2 separate regions of the Homo sapiens genome follow, and region 1 is linked to region 2. A link is an interaction called in ENCODE POLR2A ChIA-PET data of the cell type or tissue named here. Cell type or tissue: CD4-positive, alpha-beta T cell. All regions are shown on one strand. Links, peaks and the distances in the headings refer to the core of each region. The heading gives the core; the rest is flanking DNA.

Region 1 (7,571 bases), core at 787-5,786, 560 kb after region 2:
TAGGAGTTCAAGGCTGCAATGAGCTATGATAGTGCCACTGCACTCAACCTGGGCAATAGAGCAAGATCTTGTCTCTAAAAAATAATACATAAATAAAACTTAAATAATTATCTCACAATAAACATTATCATTTTGCAGTACATACATTAAAAAAAACATGAAACTTTACTGAGAAGCCTTGAAAAAATAAAAGGCACATTTCCCTATCGGAAGACCCAAATTTTTAAAGATTTTCACATCTCTCTCAAATAATGTACAAATTTCATACCCAGTGGTTCACACCTGTAATCCCAGCACTTTGAAAGGCTAAGGTGCATGGATCACTTGAGACTAGCAGTTTGAGACCAGTCTGGGCAATATAACAAAATCCCACCTCTACAAAAAATACAAAAAATTAGCCGGGCATGGTGGCATGCTCCTATAGTCCCAGCCATTCAGGAGGATGAGGTGGGAGGATTGCTTGAGCCCAGGAGGTTGAGATTGCAGTGAACGTGATTGTACCACCGCACTCCAGCCTGCGACAGAGAGAGATCCTGTCTTTAAAAAAGAAAAATGGGTGGGCCAGGCGGGGTGGCTCACGCCTGTAATCCCAGCACTTTGGGAGGCTGAAGCGGGTGGATCACAAGGTCAAGGAGATCCAGACCATCCTGGCTAACACGGTGAAACCCCGTCTCTACCAAAAATACAAAAAAATTAGCCGGGCGTGGTGGCAGGTGCCTGTAGTCCCAGCTACTCGGGAGGCTGAGGCAGAAGAATGGCATGAACTCGGGAGACAGAGCTTGCAGTGAGCTGAGATTGTGCCACTGCACTCCAGCCTGGGCAACAGAGCAAGACTCCATCTCAAAAAAAGAAAAAAAAAGAAAGAAAAAAGGGCTAGGCACCGTGGCTCACTCCTGTAACCCCAGCACTTTGGGTGGCTAAGGCAGGAGGATTGCTTGAGGCCAGGAGTTGAAGATCAACCTGGCCAACAAAGTGAGACCCTATCTCTAAAAAAAAAGAAGAAAAAAGAAACACACTATTAGATATCAAAGTATACTTTAAAGCTGTTAATCAAACCAGGGCTGGGCGCAGTGGCTCACGCCTGTAATCCCAGCACTTTGGGAGGCTGAGGCAGGGGGATCACCTGAAGTCAGGAGTTCAAGATCGGCCTGGCCAACATGGTGAAACCCCATCTCTACTAAAGTAAATACAAAAAAAAAAAATTAGCCGGGTGTGGTAGCACAGGCCTGTAGTCCCAGCTACTCAGGAGGCTGAGACAGGAGAATTGCTTGAACTCAGGAGGCGGACATTGCAGTGAGCTGAGATCGCACCACTGTACTCCAACCTAGGCGACAGAGCAAGACTGTTTCCAAAAAAAAAAAGAAAAAAAAAAAAGAATCAAACCAGACAATATAGCCAGAACAGACAGAGACACCACTAATAAAGTTTTAATATGTGATAAATGTGGGATTTAAATTTGGTAGATAAATAATGAATTGTTTAATAAGCAGTGTTAGGATAATTTGGGCAAGCCAACAATATCTTCCACCCTACAACGTGCACCTTGAACAATGGCTATGTCATTGTATTTACTGCTTACCAGACATTACCAGAGATGCTATTTTCATGCTTCCATACCATTGCTTATGCTGTTCTCTCTGCCTGGAATTCTTTCTCCCTTTCATCCCCTTGTTGAAAGCCTATCCTTCTTTCAAGATCCAAATTAGTCATCTGTAGCCTGGGCAACATAGTGAGATTGCGTCTCTACAAAAATTTTTTTAGAAAAATTAGCTGGGCATGGGGGTGCACGGTTGTAGTCCTAGCCTCTCAGAAGGTTGAGGTGGGAGGATAGCTTGAACTTAGGAGTTCAAGGCTGCAGAGAGCTGTGATCTCACCATTGCACTCCAGGCAGGGCAACAGAGTGACACCCTGTCTCGAAATAAATAAATAAAAATAATCTGTGAAACTTGCCTGACTTCTCCAAACAAAGTTACATCCTCTTTCATGTGGCCACAACATCTGCCACATATCTCTACTGTAGTACTCATCATGTTCTGTTGCAGTTATTTATTTATATTTCTGTACCCTTTACTAGGCTGTAAGCATTTTATAATCAGGAACCAAGTCTTTTCATTGTTGTATCCTGATACCTAATACAAAGTTCTTCATAATGAGTGCTCAGTAAGTATTTGATATGATAGGGTTAATAATGAATGAAATTAAATGTGATGGTACTTTGAGAGTATAAAGTGATAAATAAATGAAAGGCTATCAAAAGCCCATGTGGTAGTCATGACCATGGGCTCTGACACCAGATTGCCTCAGTTTGAATCTTATCTCCCTACTTACTAGCTGTGTGATCTTGGGCAAATAAGTTAACTTCTCTATACTTGAGTTCCCCTATCTGAAATGGGTCTAATAGTGATTACTACATAGGATTATTAGGAGGATTTTAAAAGTTAACATAGGCCGGGCGCAGTGGCTCACACACTTTGGGAGGCCGAGGCAGATGGATCACCTGAGGTCAGGAGTTCGAGACCAGCTTGGCCAACATGGTGAAACCCTGTCTCTACTAAAAATACAAAAATTAGCTGGGTGTGGTGGTGGGTGCTTGTGATCCCAACTGCTCAGAGGCTGAGGCACGAGAATCGCTTGAACCCAGAAGGCGGAGGTTACAGTGAGCCAAGATCGTGCCATTGCACTCCAGCCTGGGGGACAAGAGAAAAACTCCGTCTCAAAAAAATAAAAATAAAAATAAAAACAAATAAATAAATAAAATTAACATAGACTTCTCCTTCTAGGAAGAAATTGAATAGATGCACTTTTCCCTATTTCTTCTATTAGTTGCAACTAAGATCCTTGGACATTGAATATAAAACAAAATATAAGAAGACACTTAAAAGTCTAGCAGAGAAAGCAGACCAGCTAGAGACCTTGATACCCAAAGAACAACATGGTACTGAGTTCCCTGGGTTTTCTTTTACTGCATATATCCCAGACTAGACACTGAAAAAGCAAGCAACCTAGAAACAGCAATGGCCACAGACAAAAAAGAAGGCATAAGAAAAGCCTGCACAAGCCCCGCCCTCCCCTCTCTTTTTTTTTTTTTTTTTTGAGACAGGGTCTCACTCTGTCATGCAGGCTGGAGTGCAGTGGCACAATCATAGCTCACTTCAGCCTTGAACTCCTCTTCCCTATCTCAGCCTCCCGAGTAGCTGGGACCACAGGTGCATGCCACCATGCTCAGCTAATTTTTGTATTTTTTGTAGAGACTGGGTTTTGCTATGTTGCCTATGGCTGGTCTCAAACTCCTGGGCTCAAGGGATCCACCCACCTCGGCCTCCCAAAGTGTTAGGATTACAGGCGTGAGCCACTGCATCTGGCTAAGTCTGCTGTCTCTAACCAAGGGCCAAATGATCAGGAAAGGAGTGGCCTAGCAAGACAGAAAACCTTTAGATCAAGCTTGTCCAACCCATAGCCCACAGGCCACATGCAGGCCAGGACAGCTTTGAATGTGGCCCAACACAAATTTGTAAACTTTCTTAAAAATACTATGATATTTTTATGCAATTCTTTTTTTTTTTTTTTTTTTTTTGAGACGGAGTTTCTCTCTTGTTGCCCAGGCTGGAGTGCAGTGGTGCGATCTCGGCTTACTGCAACCTCTGCCTCCCTGGTTCAAGTGATTCTCCTTCCTCAGCCTCTCAAGTAGCTGGGATTACAGGCACCCACCATCACGCCTGGCTAATTTGTGTACTTTTAGTAGAGACGGGGTTTCGCCTTGTTGGCCAGACTTGTCTTGAACTCCTAACCTCAGGTGATCCACCTGCCTCAGCCTCCCAAAGTGCTGGGATTACAGGCCTGAGCCACTGCGCCCGGCTCCTCTTTTTTTTTTTTTTAAGCTCATCAGCTATCATTAGTGTTATTGTATTTTATGTGTGGCCCAAGACAATTCTTTTTCTTCCAATGTGGCCCAGGAAAGCCAAAAGGTTGGACACCACTGCTTTAGATAATAGATGCTCTACTCTAGTAAAGCATAACAGAAGAAAACAAAACAAAACAAAACAAAACAAACAGAAAAACAAAAAAACCCAAACTGTGGCCACCTACATGATTAGCAGCAAAAGCCCACTGGAGAGCCTAGACTTCTATTCTTTCCAAGCTGTGATGTGTCAGCCCAGCTCTCCTGTAGGGTAGTGTTAGAGAAAGTCAAATGGAAATTGACTTTCATCTCTGCCTGGTGGTAAAGAATATTGAATGCCCCATGGTGTCAGTGGAGACCACACAGGGAGCCTGGACTTCCATCCACACCCGTCACCCTTCTTCCTTGTAAGTGATGTCAGAGGAAGCCTAGTGGAAAGTCAGGACCACTAGGTCCTTTCCCCATCTCTCACTGGTAACAAGGCCACACATATCCTTACTGTCTCAGTGGAGACCATGTGGGGAGCCAGCACTCTAATGAAATGTCCCTCTTCCACCCATAGTATCAACAGAGGAGAACCGGGACTTTCACCTGGTTCTCCTCTGTTGATACTGTGAGCGGAAGAAGGGACATTCTTCCACCCACCTTAACCCACCCTGTGTCAGAGGTAGGGCTGATCCCAACATGAGATTTAATTAAATAAATAAGATCTACTCCAAATACCCAGGTCTCAATTAAAAAGTCACTCATCAAAACCCAAGAAGATTTCAAAATGAATGAGAAAAAGACAATTAATAGATGCCAACACCAACATGTCACAGATGTTAAATCATTTGGCAAGGATTTTAAAGTAGGCATCATAAAAATACTCCAACAAGCAATTATGAGCATGCTTAATGCAAATGAAAAAATAGAAAGTCTTAGCAAAGAAATAGGAAATCTTAGAAAAGAAATAGAGTATATAAAAGAGAACCAAGTGGGAATTTAGAACTAAAAAAATGAGGCCGGATGCAGTGGCTCATGCCTGTAATCACAGCACTTTGGGAGGCCGAGGCGGGTGGATCACTTGAGGCCAGGAGCTTGAGACCAGCCTGCCCAAAATGGTGAAACCCTGTCTCTACCAAAAAAATTAGCCAGGTGTGGTGGCTGGTGCCTGTAATCCCAGCTACTTGGGAGGCTGAGGCAGGAGAATGGCTTGAATCTTGGAGGCAGAGTTTGCAGCCAGCCAAAATCGTGTCACTGCACTCCAACCTGGGCAACAGAGGGAGACTCCATCTCAAAACAAAACAAAACAAAACAAAACAAAAACACAAATAAAAATCTTAATGGGTGGGCTCAACAGAAAGAATGGAGAGAAGAAAGAATCAGTGAACTTGATGACAGAGCAGTTGAAATTACCTAGTCTAAACAACTGAGAAAAAATGGGTTTTTGTTAATTAACAGAAACTTGGGGACCTGTGGAACTGTAACAAAAAAATCTAAACTTCATCTCATAAAAGTCTCATAAAAAGAGGAAGAAAGCAGCGCTAAACAAGTATTTGAAGAAATAATAACTGAAAATGTCCAAATTTGGCAAACAAACCATAAACCTACAAATTAAAGCTGACTGAACTGAAAACTGGATAAACTCAAAGAAATCCATGCAAGGCACGCCATGGTTAAACTTCTGAAAACTGAAGACAAAGAGACATCTTGAAAGCAGTCAGAGAGAAATGAAACATTACCTCCCAGTGGGAGAAACAACTGGAATAACAGCAAATTTCTCATCAGAAACCAGAGGCCAGAAGGAAGATGGCACAACACTTTTGAATTACTAAGAGAAAATAACTGTCAATCTAGAATTTTATATCCAGAGACAATATCCTTAGATATGAAGGCAAATTAAGACATTCTCAGATAAAGGAAAACTAAAAATTTGTCACTAGTAGACCTACCCTGAAAGAATGGCCAATGATCGCCCCATTGCACTCCAGCCTGGGCAACAAGAGCGAAACTCCGTCTCAAAAAAAAAAGAAGTTCTCTAGACAAAAAGGAAATAGTAAAAGAGAACATCTTGGAACATCAGGAAGGAAGATAAAACATGGAAAGAAGAAAACTGTAGGTAAATACAATAGACTTTCCTTCTCTTGCATTTTCTAAGTTATGTTTGGCAGTTGAAGCAAAAATAATAACCCTTTCTAATGTGGTTCTCGATGTACATAGAGGAAATACTTAAGACAATTAAATCATAAATGAGGGAGGGTAAAGGGATGTAAAGGGAGGTAAGGTAAAATCTCAGAACTAGTGACTTGATTGTAGTGGTGGTTACACAAATCTACATATGTGATAAAATGACATAGAACTATGCACACGCATTGCAACAATGTCAAATTCCTTGTTTTGATATTGTACTGTATTTATGTGAGAGGTAACCACTGGGGGAAACTGGGTGAAGGGCACATGGAACCTCGCAACCTCCCATGAATCTATAGTTATTATAAAGTTAAAAATTGTAATCCCAGCACTTTGGGAGGTCGAGGTGGGCAGATCACTTGAGCTCAGGAGTTCGAGACTAGCCTGAGCAACATGGTGAAATCCTGTCTCTACTAAAAATACAAAAATTAGCTGGGCATGGTGGTTTGTGCCTGTAATCCCAGCTACTTGGGAGACTGAGAAGAGAGGATCACTTAAACCCAGGCAGCGGAGGTGGCAGTGAGCTGAGATTGCACCACTGTACTCCAGCCTGGGTGACAGAGCAACACTGTCTAAAAAAAAATTAAATTAAAAATTATTAAAAAGTTGGCCAGGCACGGTGGCTCACGACTGTAATCCCAGCACTTTGGGAGGCTGAGGCGGGTGGATCACGAGGTCAGTTCAAGACCAGCCTGGACAACATGGTAAAACCCCGTCTCTACTAAAAATACAAAAAATTAGCCAGGTATGGTGGCGTGTGCCTGTAGTCCCAACTACTCAGGAGGCTGAGGCAGGAGGATTGCTTGGACCTGGGAGGCAGAGGTTGCAGTGAGCCGAGATCATGCCACTGCACTCCAGCCTGGGTGACAGTGTGAGACTGTGTCTCAAAAAAAAAAATTATTAAAAAGTTAACCTTATATATGCTCCTGTCATACAGTAAGCCACTATAAATCTGTTAGCTACCATTTTTTTCTTCTAGACAGAGTCTTGCTCTGCGTCCAAGCTGGAGTGCAGTGGCGCCATCCTGGCTCACTGAAGCCTCTGCCTCCTGGGTTCAAGTGATTCTCCTGCCTCAGCCTCCCGAGTAGCTAGGACTACAGATGCACACCACCACGCCCAGCTTATTTATTTATTTATTTTTTTGAGATGGAGTCTCAATCCATCACCCAGGTTGGAGTGCAGTGGCACGATCTCGGCTCACTGCAACCTCCACCTCCTGATGCCCAGCTAATTTTTTTTTTTTTTTTTTTTTTTGAGACGGAGTCTCGCTCAGTCGCCCAGGCTAGAGTGCAATGGCGCGATCTCAGCTCACGCAAGCTCCACCTCCTGGGTTCACTCCATTCTCCTGCCTCGGCCTCCCAAGTAGCTGGGACTACAGGTGCCTGCCACCACGCCCGGCTAATTTTTTTTTGTATTTTTAGTAGAGACGGGGTTTCACTGTGTTAGCCAGGATGGTCTCAATCTCCTGACCTCGTGATCCGCCCATCTCGGCCTCCGGAAG
Region 2 (7,571 bases), core at 869-5,868:
TGTGAAGGAGAAGTTTCCAAACAGCTCTCTGTCGGCTTCTACTCCAAGAAGTGGCAAAGGCCCCGAGAGCGTTCTCCACGGCTTCAGTTTCTGATGGATCTAGCCATGTTGGAAACTGCAAGAAACAAGAACGTTATGAGCGACAGATACTATATGCATTTCTTTTTGTTTATTGACTAATCACACAGTCCTTGGTTTATGGGAATATGTGTTGTAATAGGGGAAAAGAAATTACTAGAACTCTAAAAATTTGCTGTGGTTTTTCCCTTGAGGTTTTTCCAAAAACTGGTAAGAGATGCAACAGACTGGCCTTAGAGTTATCTGCATCTGAAATCAGGCACTGTCACCTACACATGGCTTTGAGCACGCTGCTTGAACTCCACACCTCAGCTTACACATCTGCAAGATTGTGATAAATTTAGGAACCACTTCTCAGAGATGCTGTGAGGATTAAGTTATTTCTTTCTTTTAACATTTTTGGTGGCCATCTGTGTATCCCGAACTCCGCTAGGCCCCTGGTTAAACAAAATAACTTGCTTGAAAGCAACCATATTCAGTGCCTGTCACTTAAACAGAGGACTGCATAAATGGGACAATCTGAATTTCATTAAAGGCCAAATAAATTCTCATTCAGTGCAGTGGGAAAGCCCCAGGCAATGAGCTCCGCCTTGGAGACAGTGTCGTGTCTGCTGTGGCACAATATCACAAGGCCAGCCCAGCTCCAGACGAAGGAAAAGTCTTTCAGACCAAAATTCAGAGTAAAGGTTATTCCTGCAACCTGGGCTTGTAACCTCCCCTCCCTGGCGATCTTCCTGACATGTGTCATGCAGGGCAATACAAAGCAAACCTACACGTCTGATTTAAACATAATTTTTAAGTCACTTCTCTAAATCCTGGCATTCCTTTCCAAAACATTTATTTTTTCTTTTTCTTTTTTCTGAGACAGGATCTCGCTCTGTCGCCCAGACTGGAGTGCAGTGGTGTCATCACAGCTCACTGCAGCCTGGACCTCCTGGGCTCAAGAGATCCTCCCACCTCAGCCTCCCGAGTAGCTGGGACTACATGTGTGTGCCACCACACCGGGCTAATTTATTGCTTTTTTTGTAGAGACACAGTCTCACTATGTTGCCCAGGCTGGTCATGAACTCCTGGCCTCAGGGATCCTCCTGCCTCAGCCTCCCAAAGTGTTGGGATTACAGGTGTGAGCCACCGCGTCCGGCTGCCAAGACATTTTTATCCTCGTCAACCCACTGTCCCTGTTGTTTAATTATACCTAATAGCTTTTGCAAATGAGTTAGCCATATAAATAATTCACATGATACATATTCATGTTTTTAAACACATGTAAGCCAGGTGACCTTGGCCAAATTACTTAACCTCTCTGAACCTTGGTTTTCTCATAAAAATGAAAATAAGAAAAGGACTTTCCTCATGTGATCACTGTAAGGATTCAGAATGTGGAGAGTCTGATTTAGCACAAAACCTGGCATCTGGGAATTATAGGAAGCCATCGAGTTATCCATTTCACTACTATCTGAAATGCCAAATCCTGAATGTCCATAGCGGAGGGACCACTTTGCCAAATGTTTACCTGGACTCTTTCTCCAGACTCACACCAGGTTACTGTCACACACCGTGGTCATGGACCCCATTTGAGACTAGACCTTTGAGGAAGGACTCCTTGAGGGCTCCATAGGCTTCCGTTAAACTTTAGATCCTTAGACCAAGAGGCAACTTAAATATATGCATTTGTGACTTAGTCCAGAGCCAAGACCTCTTAAGACATTTCTATGTTTTATTTTTTTAATTTAATTTAATTATCTTATTTTTTATAAATAGAGTGGGGGTCTCATTATATTGTTCAGGCTGGTCTCAAACTCCTGAGCTCAAGCAGTCCTCCCACCTCAGCCTCCCAAAGTGCTGGGATTACAGGCATGAGCTACTGCACCTGGCCTTAAGTTTTATTTGACCCCAGTGTAGCAGGGCCAGAATTAGGAAAAATGTACATGCTTCGGACATTTATTTATTTATTTATTTTAATTTTATTTTTTTGAAATGGAGTTTTGCTCTGTTGCCCAGGCTGGAGTGCAGTGGCTCGATCTCGGCTCACTGCAACCTCTGCCTCCTGGGTTTAAGCAATTCTCATGCCTCAGCCTCCCGAGCAGCTGGGACTACAGGCATGCACTATCATACCCAGCTAATTTTTGTATTTTTAGTACAGACAGGGTTTCACCATGTTGCCAAGGTTGGTCTTGAACTCCTGACCTCAAATGATCCACCCGCCTTGGCCTCCCAAAGTGCTGGGATTACAGGCGTGAGTCACCACACACAGCCACTGGCCACCTTTATTTATTTTTTGAGACAGAGTCTTGCTCTATCTCCCATGCTGGAGACAGAGTACAATGGTGGTTCACTGCAGCCTCCACCTCCCAAGTGATCTTCCCACCTCAGCCTCCCAAGTAGCTAGGACTATGAGCACTCACCACCAAGATCAGCTAATTTTGTTTAGTTTGTGTAGAGACAAGGTCTCACTATGTTGCTGAGGCTGGTCCCGAACTCCTGGGCTCAAGTGATCTTCTCGCCTCAGCCTCCCAAAGTGTTGGAATTACAGGCATGAGTCACCACACTCAGCCCTTTTGGTTATTTAAATAAACTTTCCAATAAACTGACTGAGCTAAAGCCAAATTTCCTGAGTGAATATCTGCAAAAGGAAATTAATAAGGCATAATTGTTAAGGTCATGGGCTTTAAAGTCAGGTGGACCTGGCATTGAATCTGAGCTGCCCAACCGACTACCTATGTGACGAACTTGGAAGATTTTCTTAACCTCCTTAAGCCTCAGTTTCCTCCTCTGTAAAATCAATGTAATAATATTATATCTGTATCACAGGTTGTTGAGAGTATTAAGTGTGCTTAGAGCTGAGAGTGCAAAATTCTTTTTTTTTTTTTCTTGAGACGGAGTCTCGCTCTGTTGCTCAGGCTGGAGTGCAGTGGTGTGATCTCAGCTCACTGCAACCTCCAACTCCCGGGTTCAAGTGATTCTCCTGCCTCAACCTCCCGAGTAGCTGGGATTACAGGCACCACCACCACGCCTGGCTAATTTTTGTATTTTTAGTGGAGATGGGGTTTCACCATGTTGGCCAGACTGCTCTCAAACTCCTGGGCTCAAGTGATCTGCCCACCTTGGCCTCCCAAAGTGCTGGGATTACAGGCGTGAGCCACTGTGCCTGGCCTAGAGTGCAAAATTCTTAGCAGGTGCATAATATAAACACATTGTATGTACATAGTAAACACACAGTAAGTAGTCCCTATTAATAACATTCTCAAATAACAATTACTAAATATAATGATAAACAGTTATTAACTCTAAGTAGGGAATTTAAAGTAGCACAAAAGAGGTTTCTCCAGCAAAGGGTGTTCTGTGTGTCTCATACCCAGACATGGCTACAAAAAGAGAAAGAAAGAGAGAGACTCCTGTCTAAGCTTTGCTACCTAGAGAGTCAGAAAGGAGAAAAAGTCTCTGTTCAATCAAGTGACCCTCATGTGCCAGCCAGTTCTGACCCCAAGTGGCCCATCAAGTCAGCTTTCAGGGCCTCAGTTTCCCAAACTGTAAAGCAGTTTCTGATAGTTTTATTAAAACTGAAGCCAAAGTAGGAACATTTATTACCTGCTGCAGTGAATACGAAAACAAACCACCGCATCATTGTGCGGCAGTAAAGATGGATGATAAGCCTTGAGGAGGGGAGGAGCCTTGGCAGATGCCTAAATATGGAGCTGTGGGAGGAGGGGAGGTAGGGGAGGAGCTGCAGTCCAAGGCAGAGCCATACCCTATAAGGACATGACAGATAATCTTCAGAATGGGTCACATGTGTCCAGGAGTGAGCTGCCGCGGGTTACATCATCAGCATGTGAGTCTGATGGGCTTGAATTCAGCGGAATTTCTCCTAAAGAAATTCTCCCTAAAAGGGCTTCTGGGTGAAAAAAAGTGAGTCTTCCGTGGTATTTCCCAAGTGGCTAACTGGCAAGAGTGGCCCAAGTATGTCTCTTCGTACGGAAGAGTTACGAGAGCGTCATGGGTGATGACACTGAGTGGCCCTCCAGGCCGTTCTTCTCAGGCTTTGAATCAGATAGAATTAATGAGCCTTCACCTCCAGAGCCTCCGGGGTCTCCATAATTTGATGCTCTTGCCCTTTTTCCTCTTTCTACCATTTTCATAGAAAAGGGTCCCTCAACAGGCCTCCAGGGTTCACACGCACAGAGACAGAGGAGGGAAGGGAGGCTTCACGTTGCAAAAGCAACAGAGTTGGGCCCTTCTGCCCACTCTGGCAAAGAGACCAAGATAGACACAAGTGAGGGATTAGGGGAAGAGACATCCTAACCCATTTCCTCCTCCGGAGAACTGAGGGCTGTTCAGTAGGAAATCCTGGTTTCCTTTTGGCCTCAATTCTAACGGCCATGCTAACAGACACCAATTCTCCACCTGACGCCCTCCACAGGCTCGCTCTGTGCCATCCTATTGGCTGGAAAGACCTGCTCTTCACTCAGCCCCCAACTCCCACTCCTTCTGGAAAGCCTTCCTTGACCACCAGTGCTCCCCAGCCGCTGCCAGATCAGATGCCCCCGCCAGATCAGATGCCCCCGCCAGATCAGATGCCCCCTGCTGTGTTCCCAAAATACCTCTATGTACATTTGACATGGAAACCACCACTCTGATGAAATGGCTCGTCTTCTCAGTTGTAAAATGGAATCAGATTTGCCCTGCCCTCTTCACTGTGAGCTCATACGGATCAGGTGGAAATGATAACAATACAGAAATAATTTCCGTTTGTACTTTTACAATACTTTGTACATTTGGAAATGCTCTCTTCTTGGTTTTGCGAGAAAGTCTTTTTAGAACAATACATCATAATATAGAGCTAAAGTGAAATTATGACTATTATTAACCGATTGTTATTATTGCAGGTTTGAAGTTAGCTGGGCTTTGGTGGAGGTAGCTTACTTCAAAATGCTGATGGAATCCTCAGCTGTCTTTTTTTAAAAATATGAGTCCATCGCCAGTTGGGGATGGCCTATCAATTACAGAGAATACATCTAAATGTCATCCTCCTCAAGGAGCTTTGGACAAAGGACCTGTGCTGGTAGCAGCTGATTCATTCACTAAGAAAATTGATTCCACCATGAATCTAACACAATTAAATGGCCAGGAAGTCACCATGCTCCTCAGCAACCCATCTCTAGCCAGCACCTTCAATAGCCCCTTCATAGCCTAGCAGGGACATCACAGCAAAAGCAGGCCTTTCTCAGGATGGATGAGGCCATGGGGCTCCCCAGCTGGGAAGTGGGGCTGAGTGCTTTGTTCTTTTTTTTTTTTTTTTGAGACGGAGTCTCACTCTGTCCCCCAGGCTTGTATGCAGTGGCACGATATTGGCTCACTGCCGCCTCCACCTCCCGGGTTCAAGTGATTCTCCTGCCTCAGTCTCCTGAGTAGCTGGGACTACAGGCATCCATCACCATGACCGGCTATTTTTTTGTATTTTTTAGTAGAGAAGGGGTTTTGCCATGTTGGCCAGGATGGTCTTGAACGCCTGACCTCAGGTGATCCACCCACCTCGGCCTCCCAAAGTGCCGGGATTACAGGCGTGAGCCACCTTACCCGGCCAGTGCTTTGTTCTTGTGGGGAAAGGGAAGCAATTCCAAAAACCTTAAGCAACTTTAGAAAAAAAAGGTGTAACCATCTCTAAACTTTTTCACTCCAAAACCTTACTAGTTTTCACTATCTAACAAATAGACACTTGTATATATCTTCTAAATATTTTTCAGATTTAAGCTTTTTAAAATTTCAACATTGTCTACACACTGGCTAGATTTCAGCTAAATAGATTTCCACGGTTTCGACAATTCCTAACTGCACACCTATTCCTCACTGTCTTTGGGTTAGTTCCGTATTTCACCATAATTAGCTATATATGTGTACATAAGTGTATGTGCAGAGATATAACTTTATATACGTAAGGTATAGGTAAGTTACTTTTTTTTTTTTTAATGGAGTCTCACTCTGTCGCCAGGCTGGACTGCACTGGCACGATCTCGGCTCACTGCAACCTCCACCTCCCGGGTTCAAGCAATTCTTTTGCCTCAGCCTCCCAAGTAGCTTGGGACTACGGGAGCACACCACCACGCCCAGCTAATTTTTGTATTTTTTTAGTTGAGATGGGGTTTCACCATGTTGGCCAGGATGGTCTCGATCTCCTGACCTCGTGATTCACCTGCCTCAGCTTCCCAAAGTGCTGGGATTACAGGCATGAGCCACCGCAGCCAGCCGGTAAGTTACTTTTATGGGGGATGATTTTCTTGGGAATGTGTATATTCACAAGTGTGGCATTACTGGGTCAATGGGTCATTTTGTGACTTGATTTTACATTTATTGAACATCTTCCAAGTACTATACTGAGTACTTTGCACATATTATTTATTAATTGTTTTATTCATGTCCTTTAAAAAAGACATTTACTTAGGGTGTCCTGTATGGCAGGCACTGTAACAGGTTCTGAGGAAATAATCGTGAACAAGAGATGCTGTATTTTAGAGATTATCATGTCACAATCACAGAGGCTTCAAGAGGTTGGCAATCTTGGCCACAGTCACACAGCAAGGAATGGCAGAGGCAAAGTTAGACCCAACTAGAGTCTGACTTCAAAGCATTGGCAGCTCCAAGTGTCACCAACACACACTGTAATTCCCATCAGCCTTCTCCAAGGCATCTCAAACAAAGTTGTTTTCTATGCAGACCCAGTTTCAAGACATTTTTCCTAGCCACCCCTTTTTTTTTTCTTTTTTTTTTTTTCTTTAAGACAGGCTCTTACTCTGTGTGCCAGGCTGGAGTGCAGTGGCACAATCACAGCTCACTGCAGCCTGGACCTCCCGGGTTCAAACAATCCTCCTGCCTCACATTCCTGAAGAGCTGGGACTACAGTTGCGTGCTACTATGACCAGCTAATTATTTTTATTTTTTATTTTTGTATAAACAAAGGTCTCACTATGTTGCCCAAGCTGGTCTCCAACTCCTGGGTTCAAGCAATCCTCTTGCCTCAGCCTCCCAAAGTGCTGGGATTACAGGCATGAGCTACTGCCCTAGGTTGTACCCAGCTCTTCAGACCAGGTCTCTACTCCTATTCTCTTCCTGAAAATAAACCAGTTCTTGCTTTTTTTTTTTCTTTTTTCTTTTTTTTTTTTTTTTTTGAGATGAAGTTTCGCTCTTTTTGCCCAGGCTGGAATGCAATGGCGCAATCTCAGCTCACTGCAATCTCCACCTCCTGGGTTCAAGTGATTCTCCTGCCTCAGCCTCCCGAGTAGCTGGGATTACAAGGTGCATGCCACCAAGCCCAGCTAATTTTGTAATTTTAGTAGAGACGGGGTTTCACCATGTTGGCCAGGCTGGTCTCAAACTCCTGACCTCAGGTGATCCACCCACCTTGGCCTCCCAAAGTGCTGGGATTACAGGCGTGAGCCACCATGTCCGGCCCAGTTCTTGATGTTTTAAAGGACATCTGTTGCTTCCTGATCTGGATGCTG

What was found. Peaks named below come from ENCODE experiments on the same cell type or tissue, not always from the same donor. Only the 100,000 strongest peaks of a DNase experiment are listed, where the experiment ranks them.
Region 1: POLR2A ChIA-PET joins it to region 2 with 5 read pairs; 2 of 35 experiments call an interaction of 5 or more read pairs at or near these places.

The regions. Positions count from the first base shown.
Region 1 is chr4:39,676,728-39,684,298 of GRCh38, reverse strand. No RefSeq gene overlaps it. Among named protein-coding and RNA genes, the nearest start is that of UBE2K, 18 kb to the left of the region's middle. In CD4-positive, alpha-beta T cell, for the core only: no CTCF peak of the experiment used is centred there; no DNase peak of the experiment used is centred there.
Region 2 is chr4:40,235,258-40,242,828 of GRCh38, reverse strand. It overlaps RHOH (ras homolog family member H), which reads right to left. Exons shown (of 3, transcript NM_004310.5): 2 at 1-115. Among named protein-coding and RNA genes, the nearest start is that of RHOH, 42 kb to the right of the region's middle. RefSeq lists an enhancer at 3,671-4,662. In CD4-positive, alpha-beta T cell, for the core only: no CTCF peak of the experiment used is centred there; DNase peaks (open chromatin) are centred at 3,788, 4,578 and 5,306; H3K4me3 peaks cover 1,867 bases; H3K27ac peaks cover 4,612 bases.